Linked DNA regions of Homo sapiens: region 2 is linked to region 1. Evidence: chromatin loops called from intact Hi-C (ENCODE). Cell type or tissue: heart left ventricle. All regions are shown on one strand. Each heading gives the region's core, and the rest is flanking DNA. Links, peaks and the distances in the headings are about the cores only.

The links. Peaks named below come from ENCODE experiments on the same cell type or tissue, not always from the same donor. Only the 100,000 strongest peaks of a DNase experiment are listed, where the experiment ranks them.
Region 2: a loop joins it to region 1, with 4 times the contacts of the local background. A loop is called at or near these places in 6 of 110 quality-filtered maps.

What each region holds. Positions count from the first base shown.
Region 1 is chr21:44,354,927-44,365,565 of GRCh38, forward strand. TRPM2 (transient receptor potential cation channel subfamily M member 2) reads left to right here. Exons shown (of 32, transcript NM_003307.4): 3 at 9,188-9,356. Among named protein-coding and RNA genes, the nearest start is that of TRPM2, 6.6 kb to the left of the region's middle. In heart left ventricle, for the core only: no CTCF peak of the experiment used is centred there; a DNase peak (open chromatin) is centred at 5,425.
Region 2 is chr21:44,418,856-44,430,050 of GRCh38, forward strand. TRPM2 (transient receptor potential cation channel subfamily M member 2) reads left to right here. Exons shown (of 32, transcript NM_003307.4): 23 at 4,790-4,877; 24 at 5,997-6,084; 25 at 6,815-6,972; 26 at 7,805-7,881; 27 at 8,155-8,256. It overlaps TRPM2-AS (TRPM2 antisense RNA), which reads right to left and starts at 6,708. Exons shown (of 3, transcript NR_109964.1): 1 at 6,295-6,708; 2 at 4,521-4,626. RefSeq lists enhancers at 4,556-4,615, 7,631-8,542, 8,543-9,454. In heart left ventricle, for the core only: no CTCF peak of the experiment used is centred there; no DNase peak of the experiment used is centred there; H3K27me3 peaks cover 1,110 bases.

The DNA of each region.
Region 1 (10,639 bases), core at 1,746-9,745:
ACCCTCATCCTGCCTCGCAGGTGCAGGGACCAAAGTGCAGAGTTTAGGTGACTTGTTCAGGGTCATAAGGGCACTGTCGCGCGGCGAGGCCCAGTGGTGTGAACACAGATGCATCCTCTAATCCTCTCATTTCCACACCTGCCCCCACCCCAAGAGAGAGAGTCCCAGGGTCCAGGAACTGGAAGGGCCTTAGGGAGAGTCCATGGCCAGAAGACTGCCCCCCTGCACAGCTTGCCAAAGCCAGAGGCCCGACTTGCCCCCAGGCCCCACAGAGCCCCCTTTGCCCCTCCTCCCCACAGAGCCCACGACTCAGGTGTGGCCAAGACCCCCGCCCAGGCAACATGGCCACTGTCTCTGAGTGGCTGGATATGGCCCTCCGGAGCCGATGGTGCTCCCCGCAGTTGGCGCCCCTTTAGGCACGGACAGAGTGTTGATTCATGTTTGTGTGCCCTCCCCGAGCAACACCCATTTCATGCTCTTCCACAAATGGGCCACACGCTTCCTCCTTTTACTCCATTGCCTGGTGAGCTCCTACTTATCCCTCAAGGCCTATTGCAGATGCTGCCTCTGCCGTGCAGCCTTCCGTGACTATACAACCTCTACCAGGAAGTGAGCTTCCCTCCTACCGCACCGTGTGTTTCTCTTTGATCCCAGCTGTCGTGCTGTAACTGTGTGGCTTTGTGTTCATCTTTCTTGCTAGCTGCTGAGCTTCTGGGGGGCTGGGACGAAAGCAGAGTGTTGTGTTAATTCCCAGAGAGTGGCCTTCAGCTCATATTTACTGAATATGGGGAGGGAGAAGCATCCTGTGCTTGGGAAATAGAAGAAGACTGTGTTGCCCCAGGGTACCTCTAGTGTACTCGGTACATCATCAGAGTTTCACGGTCACCAATACAACAGCTGTCCCTCCGCATCCCTGGGGAATTGTTCCCGGACACCCACGGACACCAAAATCCCATATCTCGTATCAGTCCCAAAATCTCATATCAAGTCACTGATATGAGATGGTGTGGTATTTGCATATAAACTATGTACATCCTTCAGCATACTTTAAATCATCTCTAGATTACTTATAATACCTGATACAATGTAGATGTTATAAAAATAGTTATACTGCATTTAAAAAATTTGTATTTTTGGGCCGGGCGCGGTGGCTCACGCCTGTAATCCCAGCACTTTGGGAGGCCGAGGCAGGTGATCCACCCGCCTCGGCCTCCCAAAGTGCTGGGATTACAGGCGTGAGCCACTGCATCTGGCTATGTTATTTTTAATTGTTTTTTTTTTCCTGAATATTTTTAGTCTGCGTTTGGCTGAATCTGCAGATGCAAAACTCGCGGCCATGGAGGGCTGGATGTAGAGACAGTGATGAAGAGCCCCATGTGGAAGGAGCGGGGTCTGTAGAGCAGTGGTACTCCAGCCTCGGAGCTCACCCTTGTTACTGGAAAGGGGTCCCGATCCAGACCCCAAGGGCGGGTTCTTGGATCTCACACGAGAAAGTATTTGGAGCGAGTCCACAGAGTAAAGTGAAAGCAAGTTATTAACAATGTAAAGGAATAAAAGAATGGCTTCTCCATAGGCAGAGCAGCCCTGAGGGCTGCTGCTTGGCTATTTTTTTTTTTTTTTTTTGAGACGGGGTCTCGCTCTGTCGCCCAGGCTGGAGTGCAATGGCATGATCTTGGCTCGCTGCAACCTTCGTCTCCCAGGTTCATGCGATTCACCATGTTGGCCAGGCTGGTCTGGAACTCCTGACCTCAGGTGATCCACCAGCCTTGGCCTCCCAAAGTGCTGGGATTTCAGGCATAAGCCACCGTGCTTGGCTGGTTGGCTATTTTTATGGTAGTTTTGGATCATGTGCTTAACAAGGGTGGATTATTCATGAGTTTTATGGGAAAGGAGCGGGGATTTCCCAGAACTGATTTCCTCTTTCTTTCAGACCATACAGGGTATTTCTGATGTTGCCATGGCATCTGCCAACTGTCATGGTGCTGGTGGGAGTGTCTCTTACATGTTAATATGTTATAATTAGCGTGTAATGGGCAGCGAGGATAACCAGAGCCCACTTTCGTCGCCATCTTGGTTTTGGTGGGTTTTACCCAGTGTCTTGCACCCTGTTTTATCAGCAGGGTCTTTGTGACCTGTGTCTTCTGCTGACCTCTTGTCTCATCCTGTGACTTAGAATGCCTTAACCGTCTGGGAAGGCAGCCCAGCAGGTTTCAGCCTCATTTCACCCAGCGCCTATTCAAGATGGGACTCACTCTGGTTTGAACGCCGCTGACACCCTGACCTGCTGTGTCCTGAGAAGCCTAGGTGAGGCCCCGTGGGTCTGGGGCCTCTGCCAGTCGGCTCTGCGTGCTTCTCACATGGAAGTGGAAACCCTTGGGGCAGCAGGGCCCAGAGAGGAAGGGGTGCTGACCTGGATCAGATGTAAGCAGGACAGACTTGCTTCTGGAGGTCCCCAAAGCCATCCCCCATGCTCAGGGGTTTGCTAGGACTCACAGCTGTGCACACAGCTAAGGTTTATCATGGTGAAGGCCTACGTGATGGGCTTGGCAAGGGAGAAAGACACAGGCCGAGTCTGGAGAATCTGAGGGCAGGCTGCTGCGGCTCTCCTGTGCAGGCGCCATGCATGCTCCTTCCTCTAGCCGAGAAGCACGTGGCCACCTGCAAAGCCCATTCGAGGCTCAGAGCCCAGGGCGTGCATCCTGCGCTGGCCACGTGGGCCCCTCTGCATGGCAACCACCCAAATCCCAGACTCCCAGCAGGAAAGCAGCTGTTCAGCACAAACCCATTGCAGGAACAGTCCAGGCCCGGCAAAGCACTCCTAGCAGTCAGGGGACGGAGAGACGCTCCAAAAGCCCCGTTCCCAGACACCACCTTGAAAGCAGGCCCCTCTGAGAAGGCAACCTGAGATCTGCTGCACCGAGTCTGTCCCGCACAGAAGCCGCTCTCATCTCACCAACCACGGTGGTCACTGCAGCAGGATGGGAAGAGGGACCAGGTGTGTTCCTGGCTGTTCCTTCCTGAGGAGTGGATGGAATGTCCCTCCTTCTTGTGGAAAGACCAGGGCGGAACGAGTGGTGAGCATCGTCTGCCACAAACACAGCTTTTCAAGCAGATTTATTTATACCACTTACATGTTTCCATTAAGCATGGTAGGGTCTTCCTACCCCACTCGTCCAGACCTGGAGCCCCTCGACACCCGCCCGGGTAATCCCACTGCTTAGCCCCACGTCCTGGTAACCCTCCTCAGCTCTGCACAGACTCGTCTCATTTCCGTGTCTGCTGTGGCCACCCTGGTCCAGACCTTTGTGCTCACATTTTGCCACCATGGATCTCATGACCTTGGGCAGATGACTTCTCTTCCCTGGGCCACCAATCCTCATCTGTGAGCGCAGAGACTGGAGGGGATGCCTCAGAATTCACGCGCACATGCGGTGGGGGTGGGGAGGCAGGGAGCCCCCCTTGGGTGGCAGGAAGGAGCCCAGGTTGGAGAGAATACACCTCCAAGAGCTCTCATTTCCCGTGGGGTGCCGGGGGTGGTGTCCCGTTTACGCCTATCTGGGCCGAGTTCCGAGCGAGCTCTCCGGCGATGTAATTTCTGGATCAGTGTCCGCAATGCAGTTTCCAGCATCACATCAGGCTTGCAAACGCCATGCAGGTTCAAGTTCCAATCTCATCAGAGGTGATCGTTCAAGGACAAGAGGGACAGGAGGTAGCTTGTGATAGGCTGTTAGGAACATACAAGGACATTTGGGGCAGCATTGGAGCAAGACGGGAGAGCTCAGGTCCTTGTCTAGGGAACTCCTTTCCCCACCTCCGACCCAGGTCTCTCATCCATAAACAGTGGAGGTCACATTGTGTCCGGAGTTGGTTCCTTCCCGGGGGTCTTGGTCTCGCTGACTTCAAGAGTGAAGCCGGGGACCTTCGCGGTGAGTGTCACAGCTCTTGAAGATGGCAGGGACCCAAAGAGTGAGCAGCAGCAAGATATATTGTGAAGAGCGAAAGAACAAAGACTCCTCAGCGTGAAAGGGGACCCGAGCAGTTTGCCGCTGCTGGCTGGAGGGGTGGCCAGCTTTTATTCCCTTATTTGTCCCCGCCCGTGTCCTGCTGATTGGTCCATTTTACAGAGCGCTGATTGGTCCATTTTACAGAGCACTGCTTGGTCCATTTTACAGTGTGCTGATTGGTCCATTTTACAGAGCACTGCTTGGTCCATTTTACAGTGTGCTGATTGGTCCATTTTACAGAGCATGGCTTGGTCCATTTTACAGTGTGCGGATTGGTCCATTTTACAGAGCACCAATTGGTCCATTTTATGGTGTGCTGATTGGCGCATTTTACAATCCTCTTGTAAGACAGAAAAGTTCTCCAAGTCCGCACCCAACCCAGAAGTCTAGCTGGCTTCACCTCTCAACATCAGGTGCTCGCAAGATCCCTGCAAGTCTGAAGTGCCTTGAGCGTGACCTTAGGGGTTTGTACGGATTTGGATTTGTAGGGTGCACATCCGGGAGGAATTATTTTTTCCATTTTAATGATTGAGAAACTGAGTGTAGAAACATCCGAGATCACACAGTCAATACGTGGCGGGGAAACCTGTTTCCTTTCTCACTGCTCAGTGGTCTTTCCCCTGTGCCATCTGGTTCAGGTTTCATCTGGTTTTAGAGTTTTTTTGTTTGTTTTTTTTTAATTCCCTTATTTGTCCCCGCCCATGTCCTGCTGATTGGTCCATTTTACAGAGCGCTGATTGGTCCATTTTACAGAGCACTGATTGGTCCATTTTTTTCCTGTCTCATCTGTGTATATATATACACATATATATGTATATATATATATATTTTTTTTGAGACGGAGTCTTGCTCTGTCACCCAGGCTGGAGTGCAATGGCCTGATCTTGGCTCACTGCAACCTCCACCTCCCGGGCTCAAGCGATTCTCCTGCCTCAGCCTCCTGAGTAGCGGGGACTACAGCTGTGCACCATCACACCTGGCTAATTTTTGTATTTTTAGTAGAGACAGGGTTTCACCATATTAGCCAGGCTGGTCTCGAACTCTTGATGTTGTGACCCGCCCACCTCAGCCTCCCAAAGTGCTGGGATTACAGGCATGAGGCACCATGCCCAGCCTCATCTGAACTTTTCTAGGTTATTTGTTACCAGCAAAAAATTGGAATCTAAAAATATGGTGGATTTCCAATTAAACAAGTTACAAAGAACACATAAATTTATCTCTTCTTGCCCTGAAACACCAATGAATTGCAGTAAAGCAAAAAAAGACTTCAACCCACAAAGAAAAAAGAGGGAAGTTAGCAGTTGAAGAAAGAGATTGCCGCATTCTTGCCAGAGGAAGGGGAGGAGGCAGAGTAGCAGGTCCTGAAGGCTGGCGACTCGGGCAGCTCCTGCCGTCCCCAGGCGAGGGGAGGAGGTGGGAGACCTTGGGCGAGGTGCTAGCCCCATGTCGTCTGCTTGGAGCCTCCATTTGTGTGTGCTTTTAACTTTTTATTTTGAAATAATTACAGATGTACAGAAGTTCCAAAGATACTGCAGAAGGGCCCCACGGTTCCCCCTGTGGCTACATTCTGCATAACTGTAGTACAGTACCCAAGCCAGGAATTAAAGCTGGTAGAATGCATGTGTTTAGTTTTATGTCTTTTTTTTTTTTTTTTGAGATGGAGTTTTGCTCTGCTGCCCAGGCTGGAGTGCAGTGGCACCACACCAGCTCACTGCAATCTCCGCCTCCTGGGTTCAAGCAATTCTCCTGCCTCAGCCTCCTGAGTAGCTGGGACTACAGGTGAGCACTACCACGCCCAGCTAATGTTTATATTTTTAGTAGAGATGGGGTTTCACCATGTTGGTCAGGCTGGTCTCGGACTCGGGACCTCAACTGATCTGCCTGCCTCGGCCTCCCAAAGTGCTGGGATTACAGGTGTGAGCCACCGCTCTTGGCCTTATGTCATTTTTCACATGTGTATTTGTGTAACTACCACCGTGGTCAAGATACAGCACTGTCCATCTCCACCGAGCTCTTCCTGTACTTCCTCCGTATGGTCAGCTCACCTTCTCCCCCATCATCCCTGATCCCTGCAACCACCAGTCTTTCTTCATGCCTATCATTGTGTCATTTCAAGGATGTTACGTCAATGGAATCATACGCTACATGACCCGTGTCTTTTTCCCTCAGCACAGCGCACTTGATATCCATCCAAGTTGCTGCTTGTGTCAATATTATTATTATTATTATTTTTGATATGGAGTCTCATTCTCTGGAGTGCAATGGCACGATCTCAGCTTACTGCAACCTCCGCCTCCCGGCAACTGGGAGTAGCTGGGACTACAGGCATGCGCCACCACGCCTGGCTAATTTTTGTATTTTCAGTAGAGACAGGGCTTCACCATGTTGTCCAGGATGGCTTTGAACTCCTGACCTCAAATGATCCACTCGCCTTGGCCTCCCACAGTGCTGGGATTACAGGTGTGAGCTACCACACTCGGCGTTGTGTCAACATTATTTAACTGCTGAATATTCCTTTCCCTTTCGCCTTGCCTGTGTCATTACACTTCAAGTGAGATTTTGGTAGACGTCAAATAATTGGGTCCTATTTTTTTAAATACATTCTGTCAATCTGTTTTTTAATTGTCATATTTAGAAAATTTATATTTAGTGTAATTATTGGTATGTTAGGGCTTATGTCTGCCATTTTATTTTTTGTTTTCTGTTTGTTCTGTGTTTTTTTTTTGCCTTCTTGTGGGTTACTTGAACATTTTTTAGAATTCTATTTTGATTATTCATACTATTTTTGTTTTTTGGAGACAGAGTCTCACTCTGTTGCCCAGGCTGGAGTACAGTGGCACGATCTCGGCTCATTACACCCTCCACCTCGCTGGGCTCAGGTGATCCTCCCACCTCAGTCTCCTGAATAGCTGGGACTACAGACATGCACCACCATGCCCGGTTAATTTTTGTATTTTTGGTAGAGACAAGGTTTGGCCATGTTGGCCAGGCTGGTCTCAAGCTCCTGAGCTCAAGCAATCTGCCCACCTTGGCCTCCCAAAGTGTTCGGATTACAGGCGTGAGCCACTGCTTACACCATACTATTTTTGAGTGTATCTTCTTGTATCACTTTTTCTTAAAGGGGTTGCTCTAGATAGTATATTATATAATACAGCTTATCACAATCTGCTGATGTTGACATTTTACCAGTTTGAGTGAAATATAGAAACATTATCTCCTTTTACATCTCTGTCCCCTTCTTAATCTATAATATAATTGCTTGAAATATTTCTTCTACATATATTGAAATGAGGGCCGGGCATGGTGGCTTAAGCCTGTAATCCCAGCACTTTGGGAAGCTGAGGTGGGCGGATCACGAGGTCAGGAGATGGAGACCATCCTGGCTAACACGGTGAAACCCCGTCTCTACTAAAAATACAAAAAAAAAAAAAAAAAGCCAGATGTGGTGATGGCCGCCTGTGGTCGCAGCTACTTGGGAGGTTGAGGTGGGAGAGTGGCGTGAACCTGGGAGGCGGAGCTTGCAGTGAGCAAAGATCGGCGCCACTGCACTCTAGCCTGGGTGACAGAGCGAGATTCCATTTCAAGAAAAAAAAAAAAGAAAGAAAGAAAACCATGTCAGATAGTGTTATAATTTTTGCTTCAGCCATCAAACATCAGTTATGAAATTCAAGGGGTTACTCTTTTTGTTATTCTTTCTTCCTTTCAGATATTTCAAAATTCCTTTTCTTGTTTCCTTTCTGTTTAGAGAATGTCCTTTAGCCATTCTTTTAGGGTGTGTCTGCTCGTGACAAATTCCCTAGCCTTCCTTCAATTAAGAAGGTCCAAACTTCCTGTCTTTTCTGAGGTGTTTTTTTTGTTTTTTTTGAGGAGTCTCCCACTGTCTCCCAGGCTGGAGTGCAGTGGCACCATCTGGGCTCACTGCAACTTCCATCTCCTGGGTTCAAGCGAGTCTCCTGCCTCAGCGTCCCGAGTGGCTGGGGTTACAGGCTGCTGCCACCATGCCCAGCTGATTTTTTAGATTTTAGTAGAGACAGGGTTTCACCATGTTGGCCATGTTGGTCTCGAACTCCTGACCTTGTGATCCACCTGCCTCAGCTTCCCAAAGGGCTGGGATTATAGGCGTGAGCCACTGCGCCTCGCCGCTTTTAAAAGTTTTTATTTGTTTTTAGTTTTTGGAAGTTTAACTGTTGTGTGTCTTGGCATGTATCTCTTTGGATTTATCCTGTCTGGTGTTCACTCAGATTGTAGCGTGTGTAGGTTTATGTCTTTTTTGTCAAATATGGGAAATTTTGGCCATGACTTCTTTACATACATTTTCAGGATCACTGTCTTTTTCTTTTCCTTCTGGAACTCTGAGCATGAATGTATGATCTTTTGTTATAGTGCTGCAGGTCCCAGAGGTTTTGTTTACTTGTGTATTTTTTCTTTGTTGTTGTTTGTTTGTTTTCTCTCTGTTGTTCTTATTGGGCAATTTCTACTGTTATATCTTCCTGCTCCTGGGTTCTTTCCTCTGTCTCCTCCATCCTGCTGTTAGGTCCATCCTTTGAGTTTTTTATTTCAGTTACTGCATTTTTCAGCTCTAAAGTTTGCATTTGGTATATCTTCTCTTTTTTTACTGGAAATTTATATTTTTTCATTTGTTTTGAGCATGTTCATGATTGCTTGTTGAAGCATTTCTAATGTGGCTGCTTTAAAATCATTTTCAGATAATTCTAACATCTGTGTCATCTTGGCGTTGGTGGCTGTTAGCTGTCTTTTTTCATCCTGGTTGAGATTTTCCTGTCTCTTGTTAAAACTAGTGATGTTTGATTGAAACCTTGATAGTTTAGATTTTATGTTAAGAGACTCAAGATCTTGAGTTTTAGCTGGTCCTCTTGACATGTCTATGGTGAAGGAAGGAGGTCCCCCCATCACTGCCCCACAAAGGGTGAAGTCTAAGCCCCCCTGTAGCCTCCACTGATCCACTGACACTTCCTGGGGAGGCTTCTTGTTACTGCTGAGGGTGAGAAGAGCTCCAGCCCACCATTAGGCCTTTGCTGCCTCCCCCATGGCTGGAAGGGCAGGTGCTTTGTTTTTGCTGGGTGGGGGAAGGTTGCGGCTTTCCACTGGGCCTCCTCTGATGCCTTCACAGGGAGCAGGAAGGGCACCACACTCCCTGGGTGACTGGTGCTGTGTCTTTGCAGGAAGGTGGTGTGTCAGTGTGGCTACACGCATGAGCAGCACTTGGAGGAGGCTACCAAGCCCCACACCTTCCAGGGCACACAGTGGGACCCAAAGAAACATGTCCAGGAGATGCCAACCGATGCCTTTGGCGACATCGTCTTCACGGGCCTGAGCCAGAAGGTGAAAAAGGTTGGTTTCCATCACTCTCGCTCTGAACTGTAGGTGGAGCTGCATGGCCCCACAGTGACACGCGGTGGTCGGCATTTCCTGGGGCAAGAGCAGGAGGCTGGCAAAGCTCCAGGGTGCATAGAGCCCACTGCACAGCAAGGGAAGCGGCGGGGAGGGGCTCTGCAAGGCAAGCAAGACATGCACCCCACTCTCAGAGTGCTTGGCCATCTGCAAAGCAGGGTGGGGCACAGTGAGCTTTCTAGGAAGGTGCAAGCTGGGAGTGGTGAGTGAATTCTGGCTGGGTGTCCTTGGGCGGCATTTGTCAGGGCCTGGGAGGGAGTAGGGAGGAAGGAGAGGGATGCAGGACACAGATGCGCTCAGGGTGTGCTGGGAGAATGGTAGGAAGGGTGTGGGGAGGGAGGGAAAAGCTGGGGGAAGGGGCCCAGGATAGCAGGGAGGCCCATGTGGCAAGTCTGGAAGCAAACGCGAGAGTCCTTGCGAGGAGTCTGGGCCAGGCATGGCGGGATCCAGGCTGAGCCTGGCCTGCAGGAGAGCGCTGTGAGGGTGCAGACTGCTGGAGGGAGGCCCAGGTGCAGGGTTAGGTTCTCTCGTGCACAACCTCACTGAGGTCCCTGGACCAGCCATCTCTGACCAATTCTCAGGCCCCATCCCAGGCCTGTGGAGTCAGAGGCTCAGCCCCTTGCATGTTGACCAGCCTTCTGGAGGGTTCTGAGACTCGCGTGTTGACCAGCCTTTTGGAGGGTTCTGAGACTCGCGTGTTGACCAGCCTTCTGGAGGGTTCTGAGACTCGCGTGTTGACCAGCCTTCTGGAGGGTTCTGAGACTTGTGTGTTGACCAGCCTTCTGGAGGTTCTGAGACTTGCGTGTTGACCAGCCTTCTGGAGGGTTCTGAGACTTGCATGTTGACCAGCCTTCTGGAGGGTTCTGAGACTTGAGTGTTGACCAGCCTTCTGGAGGGTTCTGAGACAGTGATTGGGTGCCACTGTCCTGGAGGTGGGGAGGGTGGCACTGATCTCTGTGCTGGCGTCTGGAGCCCTGAACTTGGTACCTGTCGAGTGTGACCTGTCCACTCAATGCATGGTGTTGCCATGAGGTGGCCAAAGAGGTTGAGTGGGGCAGGTCCCGGAGACGGGGTCATGTGGCCCCAGGCTTCCTGGCTGGCACAGCCCCTGAGCCACCCTGTGTCACCATGACACGTGGGTGTTCTCCAGGCCCCTGGACCCCTCTGTCGCTGTGGTCACGGGGACAGTCCTGTTGTTGGGTTTCAGATGAGGGATTGAGGTA
Region 2 (11,195 bases), core at 1,937-9,936, 64 kb after region 1:
CCTGGGGGCATGTGCACACGGGGTCCAGGCTGGTTTGGGGGTGGTTTGCTCTGTGAGCTTGTTGGTGCACAGCCTTATTATAGCTTCTGCAGGACCTCGGCAGCCCAGCCCTCGGGGTCAGCCATGCTCAGCACCGTCCTCCCTCTCAGCTCCTCCCATCTTGCTTCTTTCCAAGGTGCGAGGTCAGTGTTGGGGGAACATCTGCTCCCTTCTCTCCACTGCCAGGCCTTCCGCCCTGCTAGGTGTCAGCAGGGCCTAATGGCCCAGCAGCGGGCAGCAGGAAGGGCTGCCCCCAGTGTCCTGCTCTCAGTGTGCGTCTCACCATGGCATGAGAGGAGGAGGGGGAAATGGACACGGTGCCACCTAGTTATGGCCGTGTGGAGGCTCCTGCAGCCACAAACAGGAGCATCCTGGAGCTGGCAAGGGATGGCCAAGACCAGGCCAAGTGCCCTCCCCCTTAGAGACATGTATGTACTCCTGCCTTTCCATACCTCCCTCACCTTGTCTGTAAGATGGAGACACGATAGTCCCTGTCTCTTGGAGTTGTTTCCAGAATACAGTGGGGTCCTGACTGTAAAGAATTGAGCACATATGCTGGAACTATAACCAGGGATCTGCTAACGTGGCTGGTGCTTTTATCATCACCCTTACTTATGAGTAGTGGGGGCGGTGGTGGTGATGGTGATGATGGTGGCTGCGATGGTGATGGTGGTGGTGGTGATGGTAGTGGTGGTAGTGGTGATGTTGGTGATGATGGTGATGTGGTGGTGATTGTGATGGTGGTGGTGTTGGTGATGGTGGTAGTGATGGTGATGATGATGGTGATTCTGATGGCTGTAATGGAAGTGGTGGTGATGGTGGTGGTGATGGTAGTGGTGGTGATGTTGATGGTGATGATGGCAGTGGTGGTGGTGGTGGTGGTGATGGTAGTGGTGGTGATGTTGATGGTGATGTTGGCAGTGGTGGTGGTGGTGATGGTGGTGATGGTGCTTCTGATGGTGGTAATGGTGGTAGCGGTGATGGTGGTGGTGGTGGATGGTAATGGTGATGGTGACAGTGGTGGTAGTGATGGTAGTGGTGGTGCTGGTGCTGGTGGTGGTGACGATGGTGGATGTGGTGGTGGTGATGATAGTGATGATGGTGATTATGATGGCAATAGTAATGACGATGGTGACAATGTGAGGACCTTAATGAACTAGCTGATGTCAAAGCCCCTTCTAGCTCCCATTCTGAGTGAACTAGATACACGTGTCCTGTTTGCTTGAGTCTGGGCATGATGACTTCCAGTTGAGCCCTTGGCATGCTCTTTGCCTAGAACAGTCTTCTCCCAGAGAGAGTCAGGACTTGCTGTCTCTCTCTATTCAAGCCTCACTTCATTGGAGGGCCTTTCCTGCCCTCCACCCACCCTGTCCCCATCCCCTGTCGTTCTGGAATCTGGATGTTGGTTGGTTGGCTGGTGGGTTTGTGGGTTGTGTCATGTCTAACTGCCAGGCTCCATGTGAGAGTAGGGACAGAGTCCCACATGTTCCCCATAGTATCCTGGGATGTAGAGCAGGCCCAGTGCCTAGAAGGCACTGAGGAAATCCTATGCAATTCTGGAACTGCTGTTAGTTCCTGGCCTGGCAGGGTTGCAGGAGGCTGGGGTCGCTGGTCTCCAGGCCTGCTCAGCCCTGACGTTTGGCTCTGATGGTCCACTTACAGAGGAGGGGGGCCTGGGGCCATGCAGTGCCCTGACAACCTTCTCTTACTTGCTGTTGCCAAGTACAGCTTTGATGGATGGCCTCGTCTGGGACTTTGAGCAGTGGCCATGCCCAGGGCCCAGATGCTGGGGGAAGGTGCTTGGGAGAGTTTCTGAAAGGCGGCCTCCGCATGTCAGGATGAAGCTGGAAGGCCACAGCTCTGCTGATGACCAACATAGTCAGGGCTGGAATATGATGGCTGGCATGTGTTAAGGGCTCATTGAGGACCACACCCTTCACCTGCATCATCTCGCTCAACCCTTTTGCAGAGGGAGGTATTTTTCCTTCCACTTTTACCCATGAGGAAGTGGAGGCCCAGGAAAGTGAGAGAGGTGGCTCAGCTTCCACCACTGGCCAGCGGTGTGGCCTGGAATGCAGGCCCCAGCAACTTTGCAGCCTCCTGCCTTAAGGGAGTGGGCTGGACCCCAAATGAATCAGTCCCAGGCCGGGCGCGGTGGCTCACGCCTGTAATCTCAGCACTTTGGGAGGCCAAGGTGGGTGGATCACAAGGTTAGGAGATCAAGACTATCCTGGCTAACATGGTGAAACCTCATCTCTACTAAAAATACAAAAATTAGCCGGGTGTGGTGGCGTGCGCTTGTAATCCCAGCTACTTGGGAGGCTGAGGCAGGAGAATCGCTTGAACCCAGGAGGCGGAGGTTGCAGTGAGCTGAGATCGCGCTGCTGCACTCCAGCCTGGGCGACAGAGCAAGACTCCACCTAAAAAAAAAAAAAATTTAGTCCCAAATGCCTCTCAGCTCCTGCCCTATCCCAGACATCTTAAAGCTCAGAGCTGGTCTGCTGCCTATTTCCCAGCCTAGGTGCTCAGTGGAAGTTGGGCGCCTCCAGTTATTTTCTGAGGTTGAAAAAGCTTAACTAAAATATAACTTTGCAGGCCAGGCACAGTGGCTCATGCTTGTAATCCCAACATTTTGGGAGGCTGAGGTGGGAGGATTGCTCGAGCCCAGGAGTTCAAGACCAACCTAGGCAACATAGTGAGACCCCCATCTCTACAAAAAATAAAAATAACAATTAGCCAGGCACGGTGGCTCATGCCTGTGATCCCAGCTACTAAGGAGGCCACAGCAGGAGGATTTCTTGAGGCCAAAAGTTTGAGACCAGCCTGGGTAACATAGTGAGACCCCATCTCTACAAAAAATAAAAAAACAACAACAAAAAAGGAAAGAGTAGCCAGGTGTGGTGGTGCACATGGGGTCAGAGTCCCAGCTGCTCAGGAGGCTGAGGCCAGGGGTTCGAGGCTGCAGTGCGCCATGATGGTGCCACTGCACTGCAGCCTGGGTGACAGGGTGAGACCCTGACTCTAATGCATATTTGTATGTGAGTAGAAGTTTTCCCAAGATGAGCCTGCAGAACGTGTTTCCGCTGGGCCGCTGGCTGGTGTGCTGAGCTGTCACTCCCATTGGTCAGCAGCTCTTGCTCATCCGCAGAGGGGCCTGGGACAGAAGCTGATGTGCTTCAGTCGACCTGATCTTGCAGAACACGGGCTCCAGGGAAAGTGAGGAAAGAGCTCCTCAGCCCGTACCAAGGGCCCTAGCCTGGTCACCGTCCCCTCCTCCAGTGAAGAAGCTGGGCACCTGGGAGGCGCATGAGTGTGGGGTGCCATAACCTTGCAGCACTGAGGTGAGCTGAGTTCACCAAAGCTCCTCGCCCACAGGGCAGGGCTGGAGCTTTGGGGGTCAAGGACAAGCTCTGTCTGCAAATCTAGACAGTTCCTGCATCTCACGGTGGTGGAATCACGCGGGTCCGAGAAGGCTCCAGTAACCACCCTCGCATGTTTGCAAGGCTGTCTGGGAAAACATGGCAGGTGCGGTTAAGCGGCTTTTGTGGGATTAAGCAAAATGAAATGTGGGTGAAAGGAGATGCCCAGGCCTGGAGCGAAATCACTTTCTTCCCTCTCCCTAGATAACTGTTTAAAGTGGGTCATATCCCCAGAAAGTTTCTGTGTTACTAAAATAGTTGCTCAGTGTATTATAAGAATATCACTTGCAGTGGGCGCTGTGGATGAAAGGAAGTGAGGGAGCCCAGGGGACAGCGGATGAGAGCTGGAGACTCGGGTTTGCCCACAGAGTTATTTTAACCATAAACACAGCAGGCCGAGGCTGGGCGAAGCAAAATAAGACAGAAACCAAACATTTCCAGAATAATAGCGCCGCTCTACAACCCCACAAAATAAGACAGAAGCCAAATACTCCCAGAAAAACAGCGCTGCTCCACAACCCCCACAAAATACGACAGACACCAAACATCCTTAGAACAGCAGCACTGCTCCACGACCCCCACAAAATAAGACAGAAACCAAACATTTCCAGAATAATAGCGCCGCTCTACAACCCCACAAAATAAGACAGAAGCCAAATACTCCCAGAAAAACAGCGCTGCTCCACAACCCCCACAAAATACGACAGACACCAAACATCCTTAGAACAGCAGCACTGCTCCACGACCCCCACAAAATAAGACAGAAACCAAACATTTCCAGAATAATAGCGCCGCTCTACAACCCCACAAAATAAGACAGAAGCCAAATAACTCCCAGAAAAACAGCACTGCTCCACAACCCCCACAAAATACGACAGACACCAAACATCCTTAGAACAGCAGCACTGCTCCACGACCCCCACAAAATAAGACAAAAACCAAATATTCCCCAAGCAACAGTGCCGCGCCACATCACCCCCAAAACAAAACCAACCTCTGCTGTGCCCAGAGGAAGTTTCATTGTTTGTGACCTGTCACCTGGCCCTCCCTCAGTTCACTCACCTCCCCCTCTCTCCTGGGACCGACAGGCTGCCAGAGCTTGCCATGTGAGCCTCGGCTGTCCGTCTGCTGAGACATCTTCCCCTCTGGGGCCCTGGGCAGTTTGGTTCTATGGGAGAAATGCATGTTAGAAATAGTTTCATATTAAGAGGAAGCAAAGGCTGACACAGGGCCTTGGTGGCTGCATCTGGCAGGGCTGTCTGCAGAGCGGTGTGGCGTTCCCAGGGCCCCAAGGTGTGGTGTGCGTCCAGCTCAGCTGCTTCCTCTTTCAGGGTTGACGCCATGGTGGACCTGCTGGACCTGGACCCACTGAAGAGGTCGGGCTCCATGGAGCAGAGGTTGGCCTCCCTGGAGGAGCAGGTGGGTCCGAGGTCGGGGCCTCCGTCAGGAGGTGCCACTGCTGGGCCTGGTGGGCGGCTCTGCCATGTGGTGGCACCAAGAAGGAGGGCTCTGAGGAGTGATGGTGAGGAGGAGGCCGGAACGTTGGGGCAGCCATTCCCAGCTGGAAGAGGCACCCTGTGTGTCCTCCAGAAAACCCCGCCCAAGGGTTTCTGTGACTGAGTTCCTTCTGTGTGCACTGAGGCCTCCACGGCCGGGCTGTGCTCCTCGCTGCTCCCAGGAAACAGAGTGCTTCTCCCCTCCCGGCCTCCAGGGAGGCTGTGGGACTCTGTGCCTGAGCCCTGGAGAGGCCGCAAGACCGAGGTGGGGAGGACTTAGAGACGGCCTCTCAGGGTCTGCTCCCACCACCCCATCAACGTCCACCAGCTGGGCCGGGCTGTGCTGTCCAACAACAGCACCTGCGGCCACGGCAGCCCCTGCGGGCAGTGCTGAGCCCTGTGGATGGCTCAGCCACCCTGTGCTGCTGCTCCCAGCCTTGCTCTGTGGGGCAGGGCTGGGACCTGTGCTGCTGGGGCATCCACCATCCACCAGTCCTGCCCGTTGCACCCAGGGGTCTGCCCAGGCCGCCCTCTACCCCTGTCTTGGCCATGCTGGGACCCCTGACAGGGTGCCCAGCACTGAGCCACACGAGTGAGACATGTCCCACTGTCCCCTGTGGGAGGCGCATCAGCCTCTGGGGAGGCTCCTCCTGGGAGGTGCAGGAACCCTGGAAGCCTCTGGCTTTGGCGGCCTGTGACCTCTCCCTGTGGTGCAGAATTGCCTGACTGTGCCTTCATGCTGGCTCCATCCTCTGGCTTGTCCAGTGCAGTGACAGTCCCACTGTTGTGTCTCTTGGGGAGGCTGCACCATCAGATGTGTGACTTGGCAGCCCCCGGGGGGAGCCGGGTGGGCCTGGGGCAGCGTTCTGGCTGGCTTGGTGGCTGCCTGGGGAGGACGTGGTGTCTCACTTTCAAAGGGCGCAGGGGCTGAGTGACAGGGGTGGGGCTCCTGGCTGGGGGAGTGAAGTCTCGGTGGGCAGTGGGGTGTGTACCATGCGTGTGGGTGGCAGGTGCTCACTGTGTCTCGGGCCATGCCTTCCAGGTGGCCCAGACAGCCCAAGCCCTGCACTGGATCGTGAGGACGCTGCGGGCCAGCGGCTTCAGCTCGGAGGCGGACGTCCCCACTCTGGGTGAGTGGGTGGCCAGGCCAGCAGCTGGTCTCCAGCCGCCTGTTTCTTTTGGGTCTGGGGTCAGTTGGGAGGAGAGGCAGCTGGGGGTGGGGGGCTCTGTCCAGGAGGAAGGCACTGGCTGCAGCCTGTTCCAGGCAGGGCCAGCGCCCTCAGGAACTCAGCCCACCCACCGACGCTGGCGCCGAGGCCCCGCCCAATCCCTGACCTGACCTGGTTCCTGGACGTCCACGGGGAGGCCTGGCCTGCTGTGCCCTGAGCTCCCCACATACCGCACTGCAGAGTGGGGGTGCGAGGCGGGCGGCTGCAGACTGTGTCTGAACCTGGTCACGTAGGCTGAGTGACGAGAAGCAAAGTCTGTTTTCCTAAATTCGCAGCCGGCTATGAAATGCACATCAGTAGCCTTCCTCGGGCTGCTGAGTTTCGCCGGCCCTCAAGGAGCATATTTGCCCTCGTAACCGCACTGCGAGTTCAGCTCATTGCCGAGGGCCCTGACTGCCGCTGCACAAAGAGGCAGGTGCCGGCGGGGACGCTGCCTGAGCTCCCGTGGCTGTCCTCCCTGGGGGCCCTGCCCACTTCAGAGCTGGTGTTCGACCTGCATGGCCATTTGGGCTCGGGGAGGTGGAGGAGCCCAGATGTTTTGGCGGAAGGACCACAGAGGAAGTCCTTGTCCTGCGGGCGGGCACCTGAGCCCGGGCTCCGCCTTGCGTCACGTCTTCCTGACTGTCCCCAGCCTCCCAGAAGGCCGCGGAGGAGCCGGATGCTGAGCCGGGAGGCAGGAAGAAGACGGAGGAGCCGGGCGACAGCTACCACGTGAATGCCCGGCACCTCCTCTACCCCAACTGCCCTGTCACGCGCTTCCCCGTGCCCAACGAGAAGGTGCCCTGGGAGGTGAGCGCCTGCCCAAGCCCAACCAGGCGGAGTGGCCGGGCCCCTGGGGAGGGGAGGGCGGCCCTGTCCCCATCCATCTGGTATTAATCCTGGCTCCCAGCCACTGCAGCCACAGGGGGATCTGTGCGTCTGGCAGCCCCTGTTTGACATTTGAGGAAACCGAGGCACAGAGAAGTCAAGTCACAGGGGCCTCACAGCTGGAGGTGGTGGAGGGGCCTGAGGGGGGCACACTGATCCCCACAGAGCTCGAGGCTTAGGCTCCTCCCATGACCATCCCAGGGCCCAGCCCCCCGGCCCCATTCCCCCAGGTCATGCCCTGGTCCTAGACCCCACCCACCCCGGTGAATGGCTCTGGCCCCTTTCCAGGTGCCAGGCATGGAAGAGAGACAGAGACACAGAGACAGAGAGATGGCTAATGGCCCCTGGGAGACCCCCGCCCTCCTGGTGCAGGGCTTCTCTCTGGCCTATCCAGAACATTCCAGGCTGCTGCTTCCGCTGCCTCCCCTTGGTCTCTACCACATAGAATCCTCCTTGCCTCTAGGGTCCAGCTTAGCCCCCTGCCCCACTCTGGGAAGACCCCCAAGGCCCCCAAGTCACGGCCACCTGCCCTTCAGCTGGCCCCAGGGTGGGGGTCCCTGATCCCAGCCCCCGGCCCTGCCCAGCCCCCAGCTCTGCCTGGCACCCGGATCTGCCCAGCTTGGAGCTTCTGCCCTGCATGTTGGGATGTTGGGGTCGGGTTCAGACCCAGCTGAGCAGCCCTTTCACCCTGGTGCCTGGCCCAGCTTTGCAGTGGGGGTAAAAATCTGAGGGAAAACTCCCTGTTTTGCGACAGACGGAGTTCCTGATCTATGACCCACCCTTTTACACGGCAGAGAGGAAGGACGCGGCCGCCATGGACCCCATGGGAGAGTGAGTATGAGCCGCTGTCCGTGCTCCCAGCTGGCCCCAAACCCAGGGCCTCCTAGGGGCTCCCTTGAGAATCCCAGTCAGAGCCCAGCCCGGGGAGGTCCAGGTGAGCAGGAGGGGCCCGTGGGGGCCTGAAGGGGCCCAGCTCCTACTGTTGTGTACACCCAGCCTGCAGCTACTCGGCTGGGCCCTTGGTGGGGGGGTGATCCCTCTGCCTGTCTGCTCTGTCCCACCTGCAACACGGGCACACAGACACGCCTTCTCCTCTGCTCCCAGCACCCTGGAGCCACTGTCCACGATCCAGTACAACGTGGTGGATGGCCTGAGGGACCGCCGGAGCTTCCACGGGCCGTACACAGTGCAGGCCGGGTTGCCCCTGTGAGTGTGCCCCCTGCGGGCCCCGCCCCGTCAGCCTTTGGGGTTTGCCTGGGGGGCAGGTTTCCTCTCTGGGCAAAGGAAGCATTTTTCTCATAAAACAAAATCAAAAAAAGCACGTGAGCCACCGAAAGGAAGAAAACATCAACTCACTGCATCTCCGTAGCCCCCAGGACTGGGCTTGGGGGCGTGGGACTTGCCCCCTGGCCTCGGGCAGGCCCTGCCCCATGGTCCCTGCCGTAATCTGGGGACGTGGATTTGTCTGTGTACGTGGGGATGGCTGTGCTGGGAGAGGACGATGCCTCAGAGGATGGGCAGGGGCTGTGCGGCAGGGAGGGGACACGGAGATGGGCACTGGCAGGCTTACCTGGCCGGGAAGGTGGCCTCGCCTGGCATCCTGTTCCCCACAGGATCGGCGCTGCACCCATCACACAGGTGAGGAAACCCAAAATAAAGGTGTCAAGTGTCCTGTGAGCACCTACAAGTGCCCTGGAAGGAAGGAGCCTGGGAGTCTTGGACCCTGCCATGAGGAGGAGGTGGAGGAGGGGCCACCAGAACCTGGGACTGGGGGGTTGCCGGGATGTGGGGCATGAACCATGGAGCAGAGGAACCAAAGGGTCTGAAGGACGGGGGGACTGCGTGGCAGGCCTTTGCAGAATGCTCTGGAACAGGGTGTGGGCTCCTCTGCCTGGAGCCGGAGGTTGAGTAAGGAGGTGGTAGGAGGCGATGGGGCCTGAGAGCAGAGGTCCTGGCCAGGTGGCTGCAGCTGCAGGCGGCCCGCTCTGGTGTTGGGGGTATGTGGGACGGGCAAGGGCGGGTGTTTAGGGAGGTGCATCCGGTGGCTATGGGAAGCTGACGAGGAGAGCAGCAGGTGCCTGGCATGGGCAACAAGGCGTGAGCACCTGCTCTCACGGGTGGCTGCCACACAGGCAGGTGTGTCAGGACTTGGCAGGACGTGGTGTCCATGCGGGCTTTAGTAGTGCAGAAGAGCACTTTCTGTATGCACCATGCTTCTGTTGTGGACTTGCGAATCATATTTTCATTATATTTCCTTAGGTGTGTTCTCTTTCTATGAAATTATAAAGACACACCTTCCTATATTCATTTGATACATTTTAAAATTAGTTTTTTTCACTGAGACTTTAATACAGCTGAAGGCTGATTGTATAAGGTGTGAGGAGGGGCCTGATTTATTTTGTGAATTCACAGAGAAAGTGAGCTGCCTGACTTCATTTCCTGCTAAGATCTGGCCCCTCCCCTGAGGTGTGGCTCCTCCCTGAGGTGTGGCTCCTCCCCTTAGGTGTGGCTCCTCCCCTTAGGTGTGGCTCCTCCCCTTAGGTCTGGCCCCTCCCCTGACGTGTGGCTCCTCCCTGAGGTGTGGCTCCTCCCCTGAGGTGTGGCTCCTCCCTGAGGTGTGGCTCCTCCCTGAGGTGTGACTCCTCCCCTTAGGTGTGGCTCCTCCCTGAGGTGTGACTCCTCCCCTTAGGTGTGGCTCCTCCCCTTAGGTCTGGCCCCTCCCCTGAGGTGTGGCTCCTCCCTGAGGTGTGGCTCCTCCCCTTAGGTCTGGCTCCTCCCTGAGGTGTGGCTCCTCCCCTGAGATGTGGCTCCTCCCTGAGGTGTGGCTCCTCCCCTTAGGTGTGGCTCTTCCCTGAGGTGTGGCTCCTCCCTGAGGTGTGGCTCCTTCCCTGAGGTCTGGCTCCTCCCTGAGGTGTGGCTCCTCCCCTTACGTCTGGCTCCTCCCCTGAGGTGTGGCTCCTCTTTCAAAGCTCTGTATGCCTCTGTCCCAGTCATCTCATAGCAGATCATGCCACTATTTGCCACAGCGTTGCAGTAATCCTGACTCTGGGATAGCATGTCTTTAAACCTGCCTTTTCTAGTCTTGAGCCTTTAGCTTTTTTGTGAGTTTAAAAGCCAGTTTTTCTAGCTCCATGACAAATCCATTGATAAGAATTGTATTAAATTTATAGAAAAATTTGAGACAATGGACACTTTTATGATAATGAGTCTTCTATGACTGTATTTGTCAACATTTATTTATGTCTTCTCTTTGTCCTTCCCTAAAGTTTTATAATTTTGTTCATAAAGATCTTACATTTTTAAATAATATTTATTCCTCAGGTATTTGATAACTTTTGTTATTTGGGGTAATTATAACATTTTTTTCTTTTTCTTTTTTTTTTTTTTTTTTTTTTTTTTGAGATGGAATTTCACTTTTGTTGCCCAGGCTGGAGTGCAATGGGGTGATCTTGGCTCACTACAACCTCTGCCTCCTGGGTTCAAGCAATTCTCCTGCCTCAGCCTCCTGAGTAGTTGGAATTACAGGCATCCACCACCATGCCCAGCTAATTTTGTATTTTTAGTAGAGATGGGGTTTCACCATGTTGGCCAGGCTGGTCTTGAATTCCTGACCTCAGGTGATCCACTCGCCTCAGCCTCCCAGAGTGCTGGGATTACAGACATGAGCCACCATGCCTGGTGTATAACATTTTTTTATATTTTCAATTTTTAAAAATATATATAGGGGCATTATTAATTTTGTTTGCTGACTTTGTATCTAACAACTTTATTAAACCTTCTCGTTAATTATATAAATGTGTTTGTAGATTTTCTATGTAAATAATATATATTCTGCAAATAACAATATTGTCTTTCTCCTTACAATAATCATGCCTCATTCCTTTTTCTTGCCTTATTGTGCTGGGTAAATTCTTCAGTGTAATTTAGAATATTGGTAATATTAACAGGCTTCCTTGTTTCTGACTTAATGGAAATGCTATCAACATTTCACCATTAAGTATGGTATTTACTGAAGAAATTTATAAATACCTTTTATTGGATTAGGAATGTTTCTATCTAGTCCCAATTTGTCAGGGGCTGAATGCTACTAAATGGTTTTTCTGCCATTGATTGAGATAGTTATAAGATGTTTCCCCTTTAGCCAA